Regions from separate parts of the Homo sapiens genome. Here regions 1 and 2 are each linked to region 3. A link is a loop called in an ENCODE intact Hi-C map of the cell type or tissue named here. Cell type or tissue: endothelial cell of umbilical vein. All regions are shown on one strand. Links, peaks and the distances in the headings refer to the core of each region. The heading gives the core; the rest is flanking DNA. Region 1 holds the start of MID2 (midline 2). Region 2 has its middle 45 kb from the start of PRPS1. Region 3 overlaps MID2 (midline 2).

Region 1 (7,556 bases), core at 1,622-6,621, 67 kb after region 3:
CTCAACACCACTCATCTGGTCTTCTCACTTGCTAGCATGACCCAACACACCAGTTGAGAAACACTTTTCTAGTCTCTTCTGTACACTGCTTAGTGATGAACACAATATTTTTTGAGAGACCTGAAGTACAGATGTTAGTGCAACACCATCTTGGTACCAAAATTTCATTTATCAAAATGTAAACAATTTTGAATTATCCAAAACTGTTGTATATCCAGTATCAACATGTTACATCTCATATTTTGATGATGCAATGTTCTAAGTCAAGACACCCAGCTTAATGAGTAAGGAGTGCTTCATGAACACAGAGCTTCATTCTCGCTTTTGTGCCAAAGAGAGGACAAAAACTTAATGCTAAATGGAAATGGAGCACCCCCTGGCCTCTACTAGCAGCCGAGCCCCATGGCCTAACAGCAAGGATATTACCAAGATTCATAAAGATTGAATGGCAGACACACACAAGACCAAGCAGGTATTTCCAAGAGCAGCCATTTGAGACATATTCTGTGCCCACAGCCCTGTCTTCACCCTTTTAAGGGCTCTGTGTCCCTGTCTGAAAAGACAGAGCTTGAGTTCTATGGGATAGAATGAGAAGACAACATTCTCTCCTCTTCACCAAGCCAATGAGGTTTGCTGAATGATGAAGACAGACATACTCCTTGTGTAGTTCCCTTGTCAATTATTGTGGTGTCAGCAGATTTTATGGGAGGAGGGATGAAGGAATGGACAGGCTCACTACTCAGAGCAATATTTGGATGCAATTGTGAGACTCCACTGGCACCACTTTAGGATCTGCGAGTTGAAGCAAGTTTCCCTGCTCTTAGGGAAGGGATTAACTAAATCAGTTTTATCTAAATCAATTTGCACCATTCAGATGATATGTTCATAAAGCAATCAAGTCACTCTGATTTACAGGAGTACTTCCCAGAGGTGGCCTTGCAGGGTGCAACATGCCAGACGAGAATTCTAGTAGTCATGAAAACAAATAAGAGGGACACAACCACCCTTTCATGTCCCTAGCCTCTACCCATGTCCTGCACAGCCCCTCCCTGACCTAATCCTGGAGTTGCAAGTATGGAGTTTGGCGTGGAACAAGCAGGAGGCCAAAATACTGGGCTAAATCTGGGGCCTCAGCCCAATCAGCAGAGGTCCTCTGCACATTATAGGTGCTTAATATTGTTGACTCTGCTACTAGGTGCTAATCATGCTTATATAGCCATACCCCAAATTATTTATGACACTTTTCATTAGAAGCTAACAAACTGCCCCCATATAGGCTAAAAAATGGGTGAGGTTATGTCTTCAAATTAGTCTGACTCAGATTGTTAGGTTAGAGTGCATTAGAAATGATTCAAGCCTCAACTTAAATTGATCATTATTACTCTGTATGCCTAGTTGCATGTATGTTTTCATTCAGTTGAACATGTATTGGAGAAAAACCAGATTTAGGACCTACGTACAATGATACGATTTGGCTCTGGGGGTGGGAAGCTAAAGGTTTTCAGTAAGCTAAGATTCCTGCTTACACCCAGTCAATCCACTAACTCAGTAAAAGGTAAAGGAAGTGCTTTCTTTGAAAAGTATAATGTTGGCTGGGTGTGGTGGCTCACACCTGTAATCCCAACACTTGGACTTGGCAGGTGGATCCCTTAAGCTCAGGAGTTTGAGACCAGACTGGGAAACATGGTGAATCCTGTCTCTACAAAATATTCAAAAATTAGCCGGGTGTGATGGTGTGTGCCTATAGTCCCAGCTACTAAGGAAGCTGAGATGGGAGGATTGCTTGAGCCAGAGAGGTCAAGACTGCAGCAAGCCATGATCACACCACTGCACTCCAGCCTGGGTGACAGAGCGAGACTTCGTCTCAAAGGAAAAAAAAAGTATAATGCTGAGGGTTTACAGAACCCTTTCATCTTCAAAGGACCAAGTCAAGACTAACAATACCCAGTACACAATATTATAGCTTTTACACAAGTGCACCAACTATGAAAGAAAAGTCATAGGAATGTCCTAAAGCCATAAGCCAATGTATCATCATATTTGGGATGAACTCTGATCTTCTTGACTCCTGGACCTGTGTTTTAACCACTACATTAGCTATTCTTGCATTGCCTTAAAGAAATACCTGAAACTGGGTAATTTATAAATAAAAGAGGTAGGCTGGGCATTGTCGCTCTCGCCTGTAATCCCAGCACTTGGCGAGGCCCTCAGACAGCTTGACCTCAGGAGTTCCAGACCAACCTGGGCAACATGGCAAAACGCCATCTCTACAAAAAATACAAAAATTAGCTGGGTGTGGTGGCATGCACCTGTGTTCCCAACTACTTGAGATGCTGAGGGAGAAGGATTGCTTAAGCCCGAGAGGTGGAGGCTGCAGTGAGCTGTGAATGTGACACTGCACTCCAGCCTGGGTAACAAAGCAAGACCCTGTCTCAAAAAAAAAAAAAAAAAAAGAAAAGAAAGAAAGAAAAGAAAAGAAAAGAGGTTTAATTGGGTCATGGTTCTGCAGGCTGTACAGGAAGTGTGATGCCAGCATCTGCTTCTAGGGAGGACTCAGGAAGCTTACAATCATGGAGGGAGGCGAATGGGGAGCAGGAGATTCTCACACGGTGTGAGCAGAAGCAAGGGAGAAAGAGAGCTGGGGGGAAGTGCCACACACTTTTAAACGACCAGATCTCAGGAGAGATTACTCACTATCACAAGGACTCACAGTCAACCAAGGTGATGGTGCTAAACCATTCATGAGAAATCTGTTCCCATGACGCAGTCACCTCCCATCAGGCCCCACCTCCAACACTGGGGATTACATTTGTACATAAGATTTGGGCAGGGATAAATATCCAAACTATAACAAACACATAAATCAAGTTGTGAGGAGCAACCAGGAAAAATCTAATTCACATTACATATCCATGTTAAGTTCATTGATTGGGCAAGAATATATAAAAATAGCAAAGACAGTTTCTCCCTCAGTACAGTCATGAGAGGAGACAGACAGGGGGATGTGAGGGTCGGGGGTGGGCAGGGGGAAGCTAACCATCTGGGGTACAATGAAACCACTCCCCAAACAGAAGAAAAGTAGGGGAGGAGAACTCCCTATTCAGCAACTCCCTTCTATTGGAATATTGCCAGAGAACTGATTAGAGTACTGGGACGGAGCAGAATGGGGTTAAAGGCAGCCCTTCTGGCCCAACTTGAGAATCAGAGGGATCAACCCACACACAGTACTTCTCTATTTAGTTTCCAATATATTCCTTTATAAGGGCTCATCCTCAGAGACACACAACCATCACCATCTATCCGCCCCACACTCAGAAATCCTCAAAAAGGCAAAGTGGTTGAGAAGTAAGATGCTGCATGGCTGGGAGGCTGGGAGTGCACACGTTGATGGGGAAAGGCTGGGGTCCAAGGGGCTCTGCTGGGGGATTTGGGTAGGCAAGTAAGCGTTGTGACATAGGAAGGTGAGTGATCCTGAAAACGGGTAGGGGACCGTGGAAGAGAGAAAGTAAAGAGTACAACGACTGCAGGATTTCAATTTCCTGCTCTAAGAAGAAACACCTCTGAAAAATAATGTGCAACACACGAAGTGCTAAGTAACCTAAACCTTATCATCACCAGTAATGTTTCTGTAAATCTACTCCGCCGTTATTTACTTAATTCTTACAAGGCAGGAATGGAAAATCCCCACTCTCCCTGGTTGCGTCGCAGTCTGTCCTGTGGACATATGTAAGTTTTCCCTCTCCCCCACAGAGCTGATTTCACAGCTAGGCCAGAAATAAGGAACCATCCAGACGGAGACTCGAGGATCGCTCCCTGGCAGAAAAGGGATTAAGTTTCACCGGGCCTCCCCGCCGGCAGGGCGTCCGCAGCCACGCCGGCTGCTGCGACAGCACCGCCCGGCAGACGGCCGGCCAAGGGGCGACGCCTGGGCCGAGGAGGCTGCCGGCTGCGGGAGCGTGGGAAGGCGGCCGTGCCCTTTCCCAGACTCGCGCCCAGGCGCCGGGGGATTCGCTCGACTGCCCGCGCCGGGCCCGGCCAGGCTGCGCAGAGGCCTCGGCCGCCCCCGCCCCGCACCCCGGAGTGCAAACTCCGTCCCAGGAGGGCAGTGGCAGGAACCCGGGCCCCAACAGCATGACTGAGAGCCGGAGCTGAGCTGGGGCCCCCGTCGCCGTTTCGAGCCTCGCGGGCCCCATCACCCTGCCTCGCCGAGCCGGAGAGCCCTCGGCCAACGCCGGGCCCCGGCGGCACCTGAAAAGCGGCCGGAGCCGGAGACTAGCCCTGCGAGGGCTACGACGCTCGACCTCCAGGGCCGCGGCGAGGGGGCGCGTTTTACCCATAGCGTTCCCAGGTGCCAGCCATCTCCTCCGCTCGCTCGAGGGCGCTGGGCTCTCGTCTGCCTCCGCAGCGGGTTGGCTCGGGCTCCGGCGCGAGCTCCCGGGCCCCGGTCGCCGCCGCCGCCGCTACCACTGTAGGCCGCCGCCCGCCTTCGCCGCCGCTGCCGCTACCGTCGCCGACGCCGCGCAGCAGCCGGGATCCGCCAGCCCGCGCGCCCCGCAGGGGACAGCACGGCGGCCGCGATGCTACCGCAGCTGGGCCTCCCGAGCTAAACTTAAGAGTTTTCGCCCCTCAGTCCAGGGGCAGCACCATGACACCACGGCAGCACCACACTGTCATTTCCGCCGCCGCAGAGGAAAAAAAAGGCAATCCCTTCCAAAAGGGAGGCGGAGTGGGGGCAAACGGGGCTGGGGCTGACACCCCAAGGGAGCACTGGGAAGGGCCCAAGAAGAAGGGGTGCTCGGCCACCTTCCCAGGCTCACCTTCCGCCGCCCCCGCCACTCCCAGCTCCCCCAGCCCTTCCTCTGGAGGCACGTTTACATGTCTTCTCCCCTGGCAGGAGTGACCGGAGAAACCTGAGCAAGCAAAGGCAGCCGGTGGGTGGGGCTCGGGTTACTACTGTACCTACCAGCTGATTCCAGCAGCCTTTTCTCCAGCGCCCTGTCATCTTGAAGGAAGACACACCGAGAGGGACCCGGACGGGTGTGCGTGTGTGTGTGTATGGTGTGTATGTGCGTGTGTGTGTGTGTGACAGAGCGACAGAGATAGCTAAATGTGTGTGAAATGCAGAAGGAAGGCTATGGCTAAACTCTTCTCCCACTCCCCAATCCCCCTGTCCCCCAACCCCACAAACCCCCAGGTTAGAACAAGAAAGAGGCCTTTGCAACGGGTAATAAGAAGAGAGAGCCGGGTCCACCGCAGAGATCCTCCCTATGAAGCTGCTCTATGCAAAGTTAACTACAGAGTAAAACAAAAATAGTGGAGGAGATAGAAAAGGGCAGACAATTGAAGGAAACCGAACCTCTCTTTCTTTTTACAAAAAAAGAATGGCTGTGTTTTATTGGCCTCGGGCAGAAGTTGTGGAGGTGGATTAAAACCATCAAAAGAAAAAAAAAAGTAGGATTTTTCTTGTACCTTCAAATTGTTGACCAGTAAAACAAGAGGGTCGTTACCACATGGACAATGAGGCAGATGCTAGCTATCCAGCTATTCCAGGTCCCTAATAAGCTAATTGGTCCATTTGGAATCCAGCATCCTCCCATTGGTCTGGAATCAGCCTGTTTGCTGACCTGTCATTGGCTCAGAGACCACCACCCGACTCAAAAGGTGGATGGGAGAGGGAAAGAGCAGGAAGCCCCATAAGAGACTCTGTTTCTAACTTGGGGCAAAAAGGGAGAAGAAGGGGAAAGAAATGAGAAAATGGGAAGACTCACCCCAGCACACACACACACACGCCTCCCATCATTGTGCATAGGAACAAGTCCAGAAAAATTGAGGTATCTCTTGGTATATCCCTTCAGGGAACCAATAGTAATCAGTCAACACTCCTGTTAAACAATGTGCTAGAGAGCACTGAGGTGGAAACCAAGACAAAAGTCACAACCAGGCTCTCCTGATGAAAGTCTGGCCCCTAAGAGAAGTAAAAGTTAGTGAGTCACACTTAAAGCACAGGCAACAAAAGCAAAAATAGGTAAATGGGACCATAAAACTTTCAAACATCTGCACAGGAAAGGACACAATCAACAGAGTGAAAAAGCAACCTACAAAATGATAGAAAATATTTGCAAACCATATATCGGATAATGTGCTAATATCCAGAATGTATAAAGAACTTCTATAGCTCAATTAAAAAAAAAACTCTTAAAAGTGGACAAAAGACTTGAATAGACATTTCTCCAACGAAGATATACAAGTGGCCAACAGGCATATGCAAAGATGATCCACATCACTAATTGTTAGGGAAATGCAAATCAAACCCCAATGAAATATCACTTCACATCCATTAGGATGGTCACACACACACACACACACACACACACACACACACAAAACAAACACACAGGAAAATACGGCAAGGTGTGGTTCACACTTGTAATCCCAGCTACTCAGGAGGGGATGCTGAGGCAAGAGAGTCACTTGAGACCAGCAGTTAGAGATCAGCCTGGGTAACATGAATAGAACGTGTCTCTACAAAAAATAAAATTAGAACAGAAAATAATAAGTGTTAAGGTTGTGGAGAGATTGGAACCCTTGCACACTATTGTAAAAAGGTACAGCCACTATGCAAGGGAATGTAAACTGGTGTAGCTGCTATGGAAAATAGTATGGAGGTTCCTCAAAAAATTAAAAATAGAACTACTATATGATTAAACAATCTTACTTCTAGATATATATCCAAGCAAATAGAAAACAGGATCTCAAAAAGATACTGGCAAACCCACGCTTACAGCAGCATCATTCAAGAGGCAGAAGCAAATTTAATGTCCATCAAGAGATGAATAGATAAAGAAAATATGGTATATATACACAAGGGCATATTATTCAGTTTCAAAAAAAGAAGGAAATCCTGTCACATGTTACAAAGTTGATGAACCTTGAGGACATTATGCTAAGTGAAATAAGCCAGTCACAAAAAGACAAATATTCCATGATTCTACTTATATGACTGTCTAAAATAGTCAACTCATAGAAACAGAAAGTAGAATGCTGGTTGTCAGGGACTGCGAGGAGGGAAAAGGAAAGAGTTGTTCAGTGGGTGTGGAATTTCAGTCATGCAGGATGAGGGGGATGTTCTGGGGATCTGTTGCACAACAATATGCATGTGGTTGACAATATTGTACTGTACACTTGAAAATTGTTGGAAGGATGAAGTTTATGTTATGTGGTTTTTGGCACAAAAAATTATTTTTTTAAAAGTTAATGAGTCAGAAGTCTGCTGAATCCAGCCTGATAGAAGAGGGGATAAATAAGATATGTAGTCATTAAAATAATTACATATATGCATTTGTATGATAATACATATATATATATATATATATAAAACAATCTCAGATATTATGAAATGAAAAAAGCAAAGTGCAGAACTGTGTATGATTTCCTACTATTCGCATACAGAAGCAGGCAGGTATATGTCTATGAATGCTTGTATGAGCATAGACTCTTCTGAAAGATACCTAAGAAACTGGTTACACTGGTTGCCTGGGGGTCAAGCATAGGAGGAA
Region 2 (7,556 bases), core at 1,077-6,076, 220 kb after region 3:
TTGGAATGACTTGCTATGTCTGGACGTTGATCAGGGCTGCTGCTCTAAGACGCTCTCACGCAATAATAAATTACCCAGTAAGCCTTGGTGTAAGATCTCCTCCCCCGCCCCCGCCCACTTTTTTCTCCTCCCCGTCCTCCTCATCCCACTGGAAAAGTCGCTGTGGTTGGTTCTTAGGCGGCTTCCAAGCCCATGCTGATCAGCATCACTTGCCTCTGGCCACCCTCCCCTGTGACCGGCAGCACATGTCGCCCCACGCGGCCCCGGCTTGGGGAGCGTAAGGCATGTGGGCCTCCATGCGGCCGCCAGACGAGGGCGGGACCGGGACGCTTCGCCCTGCCTGGGGCTCCTGGTGAGTTCCGGGTGACTGGAGTGGGGACAAGAGGCACCAGGGAAGGACGTGAGTTCTTTAGATTTTCCAAACGCCTCTGACACATGTCCTCACTCAAAGCTGCCCAAGAAAACAAAACAAGCTCCGCTAACTAGGGAGGCGGGAAAAAGTGGGGGAGGCAATGAAGGTTTGGCCTCAGAATCCCAGAACTACAGTGGGATGAGGGGTGGGCAGGGAGGAGGTGGAGAGGCAGGCAGGGCTGGCCGCCCTGGCACAGCCTTGGAAGCCAAGCTTTGGGGTTTAGAGGAGAGCAGGGGTCAAATGCCTGAGAGCCTGCCTAGGCAGGTAAGGGGAAAGGGGAAAGTGGCCAGGGTACAAGAGGGTGGTTCTCAAAATTGGCTGCAAATTATAATCACCTGGGGAGCTTTTACAAATCCGGACACCCGGGTCTCACCTTACACCAATGTTATCAGAATCCCAGGGGGTGAGACCTAGGCAGGAGTGTTTTTCTAAACTCCCCAGGTGGTTCCAATGTGCAGCTGACTCTGAAAACCAGCAGTGCAAGAGCTCGCTGCTCAGAGCTGGTCCCAAGCCCGGCAGCATGAACCACAACTGGGAGCTTGTCAGAAATGCAGAATCTTGAGCCCCAGCTGGGATCTACTGAATCAGCATTTGCATTTTAAAAATAACAGCCCTATTAAAGTATCATTCACATGCCATAAAATTCACCCTTTTAATGTGTACAATTAAGAAGTTGTTAGTATATTCAGAATGTTGTGTAACCACCACCTCTATCTGGTTCCATTTTCATCACTCCAAAAAGAAACCCCAGACCCTTTAGCAGTCAGTCCCCATTTCCCTCCCCACAGCCATGGGCAACCGCTGCTGTACTTTCTGTCTCTAAGGATTTGCTCCGTCTGGATGTCGCAATTACACACATTACGGTTTGCAAAGCACTGGCATGAAAAACCCTCTAAAACAAACGGCCCTTACTCCCTTCCCACAATCATTGCCATGCAGCCATGAGGGTCCAGAGTTGCTAGATTCTCTGCTTTTTTGCAAAAGAAGCCAATATGTGGATTTTTATGTGAAATCTTCCACTTTTTAAAAGGTTGGCAACTAATTCAAATTTATGGAAAACACTGTTCAGGCCAAACAAAACCTGCCCAAGGGCTGGATTCAGTCTGTTAGCCACCAGTTTGCAACTTCTGACAGTCACCAGGTTCTTCCCAAACCCACCCAAATCCTTTCTACTCCAGCCATAGTCTTTCTTTTTGTTCCAGTTTCCATGAGTGTGGGAAAATTACTGCTTAGTAGCCTCCTTATAAAATCTTCTCATCTTATTTCTCCCTTCTCCAAATGGACAGCCAAGCATTTCTTGAGGACCTACTATGTGCTTAGTGCTTTATATATTTTGTGAATCACTTAAATCTTCACAACAACCTTTAGGGCAAAGATTATTACCCAAGTTTTAAAGACGCAGAAACTGGAGCTCAGAGAGGTTAAGTAACTTTCCTGATGTTGCACAGCCACTAAGTGACAAAGCCTGAACTCTTTCCGCCTCACTACACTGCCTCTACTTCACCAATCTCTGCCCCGAGGCCCCATCTTTCATCTTTCTTCCTATTCTGAGCCTTTTCCCTTTTCCCCAGATGATGGACATGGCTGTCTGATGAAGACTCTAGACTGTCACAGAGCATGGTCTCAACAAGCTTAGGACCCATGTTTGCTGGGGAGAGTCTCAGCTTCAAACACTCGGGCTTGTTTCCCCATAAGTACATTCATCCTTGTCAAATATGTGTCCTGATCTTTGCTTTGGAAAATGTGGTCCACAGAAGTGAGCTGTGCTCTATTTTGACGCTGAATCTTACTCAGCTTGTGGTCAACTCCCTCCTTCACTTGGTGTTTTCCTTGTTTATTTGTGTCGAGCCAAATTATGTTGTTAGGTTTTGTCACTAACGAACCCCTTGCACTCATCCCTGCTGAATTTCACCCGGGTTTCACAGGACCTTCTTCCTCTAACCCGTCCAACTGGAAGTCCCTCCCCTCTCTGCTGTGGGTTTGGCCCCCCTCCCAACCTTCTGTCATTTTCAAGTCACTTCAGGCTTCGGAAAACTGTCTCCACCCTCCCAAAAGGTCCCATCTGGTTTCCTCCCTTCACTGCTCTGGAAACCCTACATAGGCCTCCCTGACTGGGGGAGGGAGGGCAACCTCCCTGGGAGGAGGGGCCTCCCTGAGAGGGAGTGGGGTGGGGAGGACAGGTAAAGGGAAGCAGAATCTGCTCCCCTAAATTGGTTGGGGGTGGAGGAGGATCTGGATGTGACTGGGAGTGTCTGCAGGCTGTAGCCTTTGGCTGGAACCTCTCCTAGGCCAGCTTCAGACTTAATCTGGTCCCAGGAGGGTGTCAGGGGTCCATGGACCTCTTTTTCCGATCAGAGGGATCCTTAGTCCTGGGGGACCATTTGGCAGAAGGTCCTTTAACTCAGTCCTGGCCCCTGAGTACACCCCGTTGTCTGAGCACTGCAGGCTCCCAGGCTGGTTGCTAGGTGCAGGGCTCAAACAATGTAGTGTGACAGTTCCGCAGCCCACCTCAGGGGCCTCCCCAAGCCACAAGGGTGTGGTTTGCAGTCTGGGTACATTCTGTACCCTCACTCTGGGGGCGGGTTTGTGGTTCCAAGTGCTGTGCAGCCGAGCCCCGCCCATGCCTTTCCTCTCCAGCTACAAAAACAAGCTTGACACCAAGAGGGGAGGAATTGAGAAAATAAAAAATAATAATAAAAAAAAGGCTGTTACTGTACAGCTGGTCCCTGGAGACTCCAAGGTGGCCCCGCCCCTTCCCCTTCCTCTGAAGGTTTCCCATGGGTGGAAGGCCAACAGTGTCACTGGATGTCTACTGCTGGTTCTTTCCTTCCCTTCCCATGCATTTGAATGGCTGCCTGAGCCACAGAGCAACAACCTAGAGGAGATGCCAAGCAGTGCTCTCTAGGGACTTGCTGCCACTGTCTTCCCTAGAGCCCCTGAAACAGGGCTTTCCTTTCTCTGCCAGCACTAGGCATCTCCACATTCCTCTGGCCATTGCTCTGACTGCTAGGTTCTCGGGCCTCTGCACCTTCATCGTTATTATTAGCATCGTTATATCAGCTACCACTGATTGAGGGCCTGTACGGTACTGGGTGCTTCCACCCTTTCACCATTTAATAATCACTTCATGAGGTAATCCTAGCTGATGCTTATCTCACACTTACTATTGTAAGTGCTTTGCACATCTCATTTAATCCTCAACAGTTTTGAGATGGGTCCCTGTACTGTTTTACAGCCAAGGAAACTGAAGCACAGAGAGGTTAAACACTGTGGCCAAGGTCATACTCTACTAAGTGGGAGAATCAGGATTTGAACCCAAGTCCGCTACACTTGAATCGATGATCTTTCTGCTGGACTGCCTCCATTTCCCCCCAGACAATCCTGAAAACTGGATACCTTCTATCAGTTTTTTCACTGGAGAATAGGCTAGCTAACTTGGACCTCAGAGGAGAGGACAGCTCCCTGGAGAATCTGGAAGAGGCAGGAGCGAAATTTGCTCAGTTGCAGGGATTCCCCAGGACTCCCTGGGAGTCAGGCCACACCCAGTTGCTTCTGCTGGGCTGGCGGTCTGTCTGCTCTGGAGTGGGGTGGGGTGGTGAGGTGCACACCACACACACACACACACACGCACGCACGCACGCACGCACACACGGAGGGAGGGGGGAAAGGGAGATGGGGTAGGTGAGGAAACTCACCGTCCCAGAGCTCTCTTGCCCCCTCTTCAGGCAATAAGCTCTCACTGCTGTTCCTGTCCAGGTGACCAATTTTTGCCATAGGAGGCCCTATTTTTAGACCTCAAAACCCACCACCAATGTCTGGGCTGCAAGCTCAGTGGACCAGGCTGCTGCACGGGCTGTTTTGTTTTTGTTTTCGTGGTGTTTTAAAATTTTTTACCATTTGAATCTCTTTTTTTTTTTTTTGAGATGGAGTCTCTTTCTGTCACCAGGCTGCAGTGCAGTGGCACGATCTTGGCTCACTGCAACCTCCACCTCCTGGGTTCAAGTGATTCTCCTGCCTGCCTCAGCCTCCCAAGCAGCTGGGACTACAGGCGCATGCCACCATGCCTAGCTTTTTTTTTTTTTTTTTTTTTTTTTGAGACAGAGTCTCACTCTGTTGCCCAGGCTGGAGTGCAGTGGCACGACTTCAGCTCACTGCAAGCTCCCCCTCCCAGGTTCATGCCATTCTCCTGCCTCAGCCTCCCAACTAGCTGGGACTACAGGCACCCGCCACCACGCCCAGCTAATTTTTTTTTTTTTTTTGTATTTTTAGTAGAGACGGGGTTTCACCGTGTTAGCCAGGATGGTCTTGATCTCCTGACCTCATGATCCGCCCCCCTCAGCCTCCCAAAGTGCTGGGATAACAGGCGTGAGCCACCGCGCCCAGCCTAAAAATTTTTGCCATTTGAATCATTTTTAAGTGCATAATTCAGTGACAATAAGTACATTTACATTATTCTGCAACAATTACCACTCTCCACCTCCAGAACTCTTTTCATGTTGCAAAACTCCATACCCATTAAACAATAATCCCCCCCACAAACCCGCCCCCAGAGTGAGGGTAGAGAATATACCCATTCTCCCCTCCCCCTAGCCCCTAGTAATCACCATTCTATGTTCTGTCTCTTATGAATTTGACTATTCTAGGTCCCTAATATAAGCAGAATCATGCAATATTTGTCCTTTTGTGTCTGGCTTATTCAGTTAGCATAATCTTCATGTTGTAGCATGTGCCAGAGTTTCTTTCCTTTTAAGGCTGAGTAATTGTCTACTGTATGGATATACCACATTTTGTTTATCCATTCATCCATTGATAGACACTTAAGGGTTGTTTCTACCTTTGGACTATTGTGAAGAATGCTGCTGTAAACACATTGGTGTACAAGTATCTGTCCGAGCCTCTGCTTTCAATTCTTTGGGGTATATACCTAGGAGTGGCTGTTGGGGCCGTTTGCCCATTCCCGAGGCAGCCTAGTGGTCTGGCCCCCCTCAGAAGAAAGTTGCCTTCCCAGCTTTCTGCCCCAGCTCTGCTTTGTCTCTGTGCACACAACAGCACCTCTTGGAAAAGCACCTTCTTTCACCCCACCCTACCCCCCGACCCCGTCACCAATGAGTCCCAGCACCAACTGAGTGGTGACTGGTGACTGGTGAGCCTCTCTGGGCTTCCTGTTCTATTTTTCTACCCAGTGTACTTATGGTCACATTCCCTCCCCTTGAAGACCATGTCAGTCTCTGGTTGCCCTCTTGTCAGCTCCCCAAGAGCCAGGACCACAGCCGCAATGGACTTTTAAAAGTGGGAGACAGGGCCGGGCGCTGTGGCTCACGCCTGTAATCCTAGCACTTTGGGAGGCCGAGGCGAGCTGATCACCTGAAGTCAGGAGTTTGAGACCAGCCTGGCCAACATGGTGAAACTCCATCTCTACTAAATATACAAAAATTAGCTGGGCGTGGTGGCGTGTGCCTATAATCACAGCTACCTGGGAGGCTGAGGCAGGAGAATCACTGGAACGTGGGAGGCAGAGGCTGCAGTGAGCCAAGATCATGCCACTGCACTCCAGCCTGGATGACAGAGCAAGACTCCATCTCAAAAAACAAACAAACAAAAAACTGGGAGACAGTGTGGTACAGCAGTTAAGGGCAGGGGCTCTGGAGCCAGACTGCAAGGGTTTGAATGCTGCCTTGTCTAACACCAGGCAAGCTACTTGACCTTGCCATGCCTGTGTCTCCATCTGTAAAATGGGGATAATAATAATATTTATCTCAAGTGGTTATTAGGAATTAACTGATATACACAAAGCCATCAATGCAGTACCTGGTACATAGTAACGGCTAAATAGCCAGACACAGGCACAGTGGCTCATTCCTGTAATCCCAGCACTTTGGGAGGCCGAGGCAGGTGGATCACTTGAGGTCAGGAGTTCAAGACCAGCCTGGCCAACATGGTGAAACCCTGTCTCTACTAAAAATACAAAAATTAGCCGGGCGTGGTGCTGCGCACCTGTAATCCCAGCTACTCGGGTGGCTGAGGCAGGAGAATCACTTGAACCCAGGAGGCGGAGGCTGCAGTGAGCCCAGATCGCGCCACTGCACTCTAGCCTGGGTGACAGAGCAAGACCTTGTCTCAAAAAATTAATAGCCTAAATAAATGGCAGCTGTTATTTGTTAAGTCCTCTTTCCCTTGCTGCTTCTTTGACAAAAAACATGAGGTAGATAGTGGGAGCCACCTCAGCATGTTTTTCAGGGAGGATTGCTGATGAATTTGCAGACTTCCCTCCCCACTACCCCCCTTCTCCCTGTTGATAGTCTTCTTGGGTCATTGCCCCTCCACCTGTGTGAAATGCTTTTATGAAGTTAGTGTAAACAATATAAAGAATACAATGTTTGTTTTCTTCACTCTGCAGCTCCACACATTGTAGTGATCGTGTGCTCATTACCTGGAGGTCCTGTTGTGCTCCCACTCAGGCCAAATATGGTTCAAGAAGGCTGCCAACACCAGCTGGCTTTGAGAAGCCTGTCTTTCCCTTCAGGAACTTGCTAAGTTCAGAAGGGATACATTGTTTATATCTTTCAGGGTGGGAAAGAAGAAGCCAGGCTCAGTGTATTTCTTTCTTATCAGTAAAGATAGCCATATCTAGTTTGTCCTGTTGGTTAAAGTACCATATTAATAGGGTCTATTAATAGGGTCAAGTTCATCACTTCAGTCTACTGGGCCATTCTCCAAACGTTGATTGGGCACCTGTTACAAACCAAGCACTGTGGCATACAGAGATAAACAAAATAAGATAGCTGTCCTCGAGGCACCCAGGCCAAAATAATGCAATTCTCTGAGCACTCTGAGTTTGAAAAAGCCTCCCACTGGCCAGGCGCAGTGGCTCACGCCTGTAATCCCAGCACTTTAGGAGGCCAAGGTGGGTGGATCACCTGAGGTCAGGAGTTCATGACCAGCCTGGGCAACATGGTGAAATCCCATCTGTACTAAAATACAAAAATTAGCTGGGTGTGGTGGCTGGCACCTTTAATCCCAGCTACTCAGGAGGCTGAGGCAGGAGAATCACTTGAACCCGGGAGGTGGAGGTTGCAGTGAGCAGAGATCGCGCCATTGCACTCCAGCCTGGGTGACAAGAGCGAAACGCCATCTCAAAAAAAAA
Region 3 (7,556 bases), core at 1,611-6,610:
CAAACTTCCCACTTCCCATTATTGCCCAGGACCACTCAGGTGATCACTATCCCACCTTCTGAGACTCCATAACAGAAAAAAGAGGCTGAGTTTGGCTTTATTTAATAAGCAGTCACTTTCTGTGCAAAGGAGATGAGAAGGAAAAGTGAGAGGTAAATTGGACATCTGATGAATTATCAAGAAATTATTATGAACAGCCTTGTCACCTTACTGAGCTGCAAAGAATTCATTACTTTCTTAAAATGATGCATTTAAGAAAACACAATGTTTATGAACAGACATAGCATTTGCTGTGGCAGCATCAAAGCTAAAGTGTTAACCCAGATCACACTTTAAGGATCCTTCTCCCTCTCTCCTCCCACCCTCACACTCTCTCACACGCACACACATACACACACATCACTACCACTAGCACTAGCATCATGATCACCACCAGCACTATAGCCCTGTTATATCAGGAAGTTTCAAATGTACAAAAGGAAGAGGAAGAAGAGACAATCTTCTTTTTTGTTTTCTAAAGGTAAACACTGCAACATTTCAAAGATGGTCCTTCCAGCTTTACGTAAGTATGACTAAATGAAGCAGGGATTTAAAAAAAATTGGTTATACCTGTTTCTTTAGATTTGAGGGAGGGTGGTCACTTAAAGGAGCAAGAAATAAATGAAATTATTAATAGAATTTTTAGTCACCTGTACTGGAGTAACTACAGTTTAGCAAGCAAAAAAAATACTGAGACATAGTTAAGGAATCTACAGCTTCAGTGTGTAATTTTTTTGGCCAGGGAAGGGGTGAGGGATTAGGAGAGTAGAGGTAGCTGGGAGATTGGCTGTTAAAGTTAGAAAAGTAGTGTGGATGGGGAGGTGGCAGCCAAGCCATTTCTAGAAGTATAACTATCGTAGTGAATTGGGCTCAGGGACTCATGCTACGTGAGGCCTTCAGATAGACAATGACTGACAGAAAAGTTTTCTATCTGCTTGTGGGAGGAGTACATAAGAGTTAATACTTTTATAGTGCTAACCACATGTTAGGCACTATTCTAATTGCTTCATGTATTTTCACTTGTTTACTTTTCCCATTAACCCCATAAGGTAGGTACTATTATTACCATTCCCATTCTATAGAAGAAACCGAGAAAACATAGAGGTTATGTAACTTGCCCAAGGTCATATAACTAGTAAATATCAGAGCCAGGATTTGCACCCAGGCAGTCTGGCTCATGTCTATGGTTTTAACCACTGTGTGTATGCGTGCGTGTGTGTGTGTGTGTGTGAGAGAGAGAGAGGCTGTGCTCACAAACATATACTTCTTTTTCCTTTAGAGTTGCCTCTCACGACAATCACAATCTCTAGAGTTAACCATTGCAAATATTTTGTGTATTTCCTTCCTGACTTTTGAAAAAAAATAGTACCTGTATAGAAATGCATAATACAACATATTTTAAAAGCATAGACAGTTCACACACATATATATACACACATATATTTTGTATGTACTTTACTCTATGTCTAACTAATAAAAATAATGGAGACAGAGCGTGAGGACAATCTGCTTCATATACATGCCTTAGGAATGGCATTATGCCATGTGGCCATTCTGTGTTGATTTTGGAGTCCTTTCTCCTCAGGGAACAGACAACCAAACCTTTATAGCCTTAGGCTTAGTTACTGTCTCCCCCATATTCTCTTTGTAAGCAAAGTAACTGTTTATTTTTTATTTTTTTAGACGGAGTCTTGCTCTGTTGTCCAGGCTGGAGTGCAGTGGCATGATCTCGGCTCAATTCAACCTCCACCTCCCAAGTTCAAGTGATTCTCCAGCCTCAGCCCCCAAACCCCCCCAACCCCGCCGAGTAGCTGGGACTATAGGCATGCGCCACCATTCCCGGCTAATTTTTGTATTTTTAGTAGAGATGGGTTTCATCATGTTGGCCAGGCTGGTCTCGAACACCTGACCTCAAGCGATCCATCCACCTTCGGCCTCCTAAAGTGCTAGGATTACAGGTGTAAGCCACCAAGTAACTGTTTGGAACATGGAAGAAAAAGGTGGGAGATATAACCTATGTTTTTCATCTGGTATTTTATGTACATAGCTATAAAATTTTTTGTGAAATGAGGCAGAAACCTCCTTTCTATCTCGTCAGAACCATGTAATTAGATCTTAAAAAGACTGAAGAAATAATCGATTCCTACTCCATCACTTAAGAGACAGAAATATGGGGCCTAGAGAGGGGAGAGGCTTATCCAGCATCACATTGCTACTAAATGACAGGGCAAGGCTTGAGCCAGATCTTCTGAGTCCTATCCAGTGTTCTTTCCAATCTACTGCTTGTTTTGTAAAGCATGGCACTTGCTTATAAATCCCTCTGAAGAAATAAAACTCTCTAGCTCTCATCCTTGTGTATTTACCCTAGAAATATGAACATTTATGTCCACACAAAAACCTTACACGAATGGTCATAACAGCTTTGTTTCTATTAGCAAAAAACTGGAAACAACTGAAATGCTCTTCACCGTGGGCACATATAAACAAATTGTAGAATATTCACATAGTAGAATACTACTTAGTAATAAAAAATAAAAAACTATTGATGTACACAACAAATTCAGTGGCTCTCAGGGCCATTATGATGAGTGACATAGCAAATCACAGTATTTTACATACTATATGATTCCATTTACATAACATTCTAGAAATGAGAAAATTATAGTAATGATGAACATATCAGTGGTTGCTGGGGGACAGATGTGCCTATAAAGAAGTAGCACAAATGAGTTTTGGGGGGATGATAAAACAATAATGTCCTAATTACAGTGGTGATTACAAGAATCTATAAATGTGATAAGATTAATAGAACTATCCACCCCCCCCCCAAAAAAAGTTGAGTGCATGCAAAAGCTGGTAAAAATCAAATGAGGTCTATAGTTTGCTCAATAGAATTATTGTACCAATGACAGTTTCCTAGTTCTGATAGTTGTGTGGTTATGTAAGATGTTAACATTAGAGAAGGTTAGTTAAATGTATGTGGGAACTCTCTGTATTATTTTAGCAACTTTTATGTAAGATTAAACTTATTTTTAAAAAGAAAAAAGAAAGAAAACTCTCTAGAAGTCCCATAATGTTTTAGGCAGGCCTGGTCAACCAACATTTCTGTAGTTTTCTGAAGTTCTAATATATCTTCAGGCCTTTGCTCAACTGGCGTTCTCTCTCTCTCTCTCTCTTTCACACACACACACACACACACACACACACACACACACTCACCCCACTCTGTAACCTAGTTTATTTTTATCCGTAATACTTATAATCCCTAATAAAAATATGTTTGTTTATTGTGTGTCTCCTCCCATTAGAATGTAAGCTCCTTAAGTTTAAGCACTTTTTGTTCACTGTATCCCTAACACCTAGAATAGTGCTTGTCACACAGTAAATGCTCAGTAAATATTTGTTGAATGAATGAATGTGTGTAGGCATTGAAATAAAGGTATTATGAAAAAAGGTATTGTATACTATGTTACATTTCTTTATTACATGAGACAAATTTCTCTTTCATTTTATTTTTGCACACTCAAAATAGTTTTATCTGTTGTGTCATTTAAATATTGTTTTCTGAATTATGAAAGATTTGGAGAGACGTTGGAATAACAACACCTCTAGGAGACCTAGGAGATTCTAGGAGACCACATATTCTGAAATATTTCCTTTCCCTGTGTTAAAATAAATAAAAAGTTGCCTTTCCTAGGTGCTTTACTCACCTGGGCTTTACTCACCCTTATGATGCATAAAAGATTGTACTTACAACATCTGGCCACCAGATGGCAATGTTTATCCAAATATCCTTTCTCGGTACCTATTCGTGTACCAAGCCATGTGCTGGGTATAAAAAAAAAAAGGATAGGACACCATACTCGGCCTGAGAGCTTAGTCTGGTGGGGAGACAAATCGGTATATAGAAGTGCTATGATGAAAGTATGCACAGGTTACCCTGAAGACACAGAGGAGGAACACCTGAACCAGATGAGGGAGGCAGGGAATGAGGCTTAGAGCATGGGTGATGGCTTCTTAAAGGAGGTGAAGGCTGAGCTGAGCAGTACTCCTACAGATGGAAAATCGAAGGAGTGTAAGTTCTGTGAAGACAGGTGCGACGTCCACCATTATGTTGCCAGTGCCTGGCCCAATGCAGAAATGCGCTTAAATATTTTTGGAATGAATGAACAGCATATAAAGTACAGATGGCAAAAGGACATCATTAGATGTGCTAGTACTTTATATTATTTTCAACTTTCAGAATAACTCTTCAAAGTACATACTATCATCCTATTTTTTAGATGAATAAAATGAGGTTCAGTGTACGCAGCTTATAAAACAGAGCCAGACAGACTCAAGTCTATCACTTTTCTTTCCACTTACTGTCTCCCAGTGAGCATATTACTATTAATAAGTCAACTCATATTCTGCTTAAAAGGACTTGGAAAAGTGCTTCACAATATTGACATTCCTCCAAAAACAAGATAAAATATATCTACTTAATCGTTCCTTTTTAAAAGTTTTAAATTGACTTGTTTATTTTCATGTTAAAAATAGAATCAACTAAAAAGTTAACATAATGGTATATTCTCAAATCAGCTACCCGATTTCTTTAAGTAATAATGAGACATATACATGCCTTTTCAAGACAGGTTAAAGAATCAAATAGCAGACTGTTAACCTGAGATATTAACAAAATAAAAACATTCTAGTAATATTTCAGCTAATAAGCAAAATTCATAGTTTCATAGTCTAGCAGTAAAAAGAAGCACTGACAAAGACTGTGTTTTTTACACGAAGTGAGAAGATCTGTGTAATACTACATTATAGGATCAAAAGGACATTAACTGTTTTACTGTTTTATAATGTTTATGGGAGATATTTCAATAATAGCACTGTTTTTCAGAAAGCCGTAAGAACATGAAAGATTATAGACAGACATCACTCTTACCATGGAGGATACACCCAATTCTTGAAGCAGTCAACACTCATTTATGTGGATACATTACAGGTCATTTCATATTACCATTGAACAAATTTTACTGTTATTATGTGCTAGGCATTTTAGTAAGCACTTAGCAATACACGAGATAGATAAGGCCTCTGCCATCATCTCGTGAATCTTATAATGAGCAGGGAAGCAGATACTGAGCAGTTACCTGTTTGAGGAGTGCTACAAAAGAGGTTTATCACGTAAAAAGGATAATCTTTGGGTGCTTATAAGATGGGGATTTAACCAACAGTTGTCAAGTGGGGAGCTTAGATGGTCAAGGAAGGCTTCCTAAGGATGTGATATTTTTAAGGAATGAATGAGAGTTAGCTAGAGGAAGGGGAGATTCACAGCAGAGAAGACGAAGACAGCAAAAAGGTCTGGGAGACCATGCTAGAGAGGTAGGTAGGGGCCAGATCATAATGGGTTTTAAAGGCAGTGGGGGAACCATTAAAGGGTTTGTGGTAGGGAGTGACATGACAGGTTTTGCATTTTACAAGTTCATTTCCACAGCAATGTGGAAAATGGATAGGAGGGGAACAGGATGGGCCAGAGAGACCAGTTAGAAACTGCAGTTTCCAAAATGATTGTGGCATGGCCATGGCTGCTACCTTCAGGAAGCTTCTAGTCCAACCAAGGAAACAGCCTGTAACCAAGAAATTCCTTCATGGAAGAGCAAGCAGTCTAATAGAGGTTTGCACAGGCTGTTCCACCCAAGTTCATGTGACTAGTGGGTGACAGAGCCAGCAGCAGAACCCAGGTTTCCTGATTTCTAGTCTAGGGCTTTTTCCAAGGCCATCCTTTTCACTGCCTTCACAACCAAGGAATTATGGAAAGGGAGGAGAACAAAGCAAGCCAGTGAATGTTTCCGCCTTCTTAAGTCTCAGATCAGATTGTGGGGAGCATTTAGCCACTCTCTGTACTCAAGTCTGACATAAGCACTCCTCCCAAGACATTTGTTTCTGAGGGATGGATTCACCATCGTGATACTCCCTGTATATATACAGAGCAAGGAATTTCTACTGGGAGGGCCAGGGAAATTTGAACTCTCATAGCTAAGGTCGAAAAGGGCATTGTTATGAGAAAGAGGTCATTCTTTCTGAGACAGGGAACTCTGGATGACAAAAGGGAAAAAATCTGATTCCAGGCAGACAGAAAACAGTCTGATTCCAGCCCAACAGAAGAAGCAAGGGCCCAAGTAGAAGAGTGAAAATAGCTGAAGAAGAGCCTATGTTGCTTCTAAGCTGAGGGAGTAGAGAAATAGGAAGTACCAGGAAAGAGCCTGAAAGACAAGGACCAGAGGAATTCTGTTTGTAAGCATCAGAGGGAAGGGAAGCCTCAGAATAATAACCAACGCTGAACTCTGTGACTGGGCAACAAAGAGGTCTTGAGAACATATTTCCAGAGGTCTCAACTACCTTGTGAGTCAAGAAATAAACAAAGGGGTTTCTACGGGGAAAACCCCAAGGGGGTCAGAGGCCCTGATTAGGATGGGCTGGGCGCAGTGGTTCACACCTGTAATCCCAGCACTTTGGGAGGCTAAGGCGGGCAGATCACTTGAGGTCTGTTTTAGGCTCAGCCTGACCAACATGGTGAAACCCTATCTTTATTAAAAATACAAAAAATAGCCAGGCATGGTGGCGCATGCCTGTAATCTCAGCTACTCGGGAGTCTGAGGCAGGAGAATCACTTGAACCTGAGAGGCGGAGGTTGCAATGAGCTGAGATTGCGCCACTGCATTCCAGCCTGGGTGACAAGGTGAGACTCTTTCTCAAAAAAAAAAAAAAAAAAAGGTATAAAACAAACAGGAGGATGGAGCCAAGATGGCCGAATAGGAACAGCTCCAGTCTACAGCTCCCAGCGTGTGTGACGCAGAAGACGGGTGATTTCTGCATTTCCAACTGAGGTACTGGGTTCATCTCACTGGGGAGTCTCAGAAAGAGGGTGCAGGACAGTGGGTGCAGCGCACCGAGCGTGAGCCGAAGCAGGGTGAGGCATCGCCTCACCCAGGAAGCTCAAGGGGTCAGGGAATTCCCTTTCCTAGTCAAAGAAACGGGTGAGAGACAGCACCTGGAAAACTGGGTCACTCCCACCCTAACACTGTGCTTTTCCAATGGTCTTAGCAAACGGCACACCAGATTATATCCTGCGCCTGGCTCAGAGGGACCTAATCCCACAGAGCCTCGCTAATTGCTAGCACAGCACTCTGAGATCAAACTGCAAGGTGGCAGCAAGGCTGGGGGAGGGGCACCCACCATTGCCGAGGCTTGAGTAGGTAAACAAAGCAGCTGGGAAGCTTGAACTGGGTGGAGCCCACCGCAGCTCAAGGAGGCCTGCCTGCCTCTGTAGACTCCATCTCTGGGGGCAGGGCATAGCCAAACAAAAGGCAGCAGAAAACTCTGCAGACTTAAATGTCCCTGTCTGACAGCTTTGAAGAGAGGAGTGGTTCTCCCAGCACACAGCTGGAGATCTGAGAACAGACAGACTGCCTCTTCAAGTGGATCCCTAACCCCCGAGTAGCCTAACTGGGAGGCACCCCCCAGTA

What was found. Hi-C counts contacts between places; a loop is a spot of excess contacts. Peaks named below come from ENCODE experiments on the same cell type or tissue, not always from the same donor. Only the 100,000 strongest peaks of a DNase experiment are listed, where the experiment ranks them.
Region 1: it touches region 3 in a loop (4-fold over the local background); 3 of 110 quality-filtered maps call a loop at or near these places.
Region 2: it touches region 3 in a loop (6-fold over the local background); 24 of 110 quality-filtered maps call a loop at or near these places.

The regions. Positions count from the first base shown.
Region 1 is chrX:107,823,208-107,830,763 of GRCh38, reverse strand. MID2 (midline 2) reads right to left here and starts at 4,898. Exons shown (of 10, transcript NM_012216.4): 1 at 4,334-4,898. The coding sequence starts at 4,337. RefSeq lists silencers at 4,081-4,130, 4,291-4,480. In endothelial cell of umbilical vein, for the core only: no CTCF peak of the experiment used is centred there; DNase peaks (open chromatin) are centred at 3,673 and 4,923; H3K4me3 peaks cover 2,310 bases; H3K27ac peaks cover 1,730 bases.
Region 2 is chrX:107,669,630-107,677,185 of GRCh38, reverse strand. No RefSeq gene overlaps it. Among named protein-coding and RNA genes, the nearest start is that of PRPS1, 45 kb to the right of the region's middle. RefSeq lists silencers at 772-831, 3,999-4,048 and an enhancer at 3,045-3,244. In endothelial cell of umbilical vein, for the core only: a CTCF peak has its summit at 4,141; DNase peaks (open chromatin) are centred at 3,145 and 4,105; H3K27ac peaks cover 2,249 bases.
Region 3 is chrX:107,890,527-107,898,082 of GRCh38, reverse strand. All of the region lies in intron 3 of MID2 (midline 2), which reads right to left. LOC101928335 (a long non-coding RNA gene) reads left to right here. Exons shown (of 4, transcript NR_110395.1): 4 at 1,723-3,486. Among named protein-coding and RNA genes, the nearest start is that of MID2, 68 kb to the right of the region's middle. RefSeq lists an enhancer at 3,866-3,915. In endothelial cell of umbilical vein, for the core only: a CTCF peak has its summit at 3,806 (motif pointing right); a DNase peak (open chromatin) is centred at 3,822.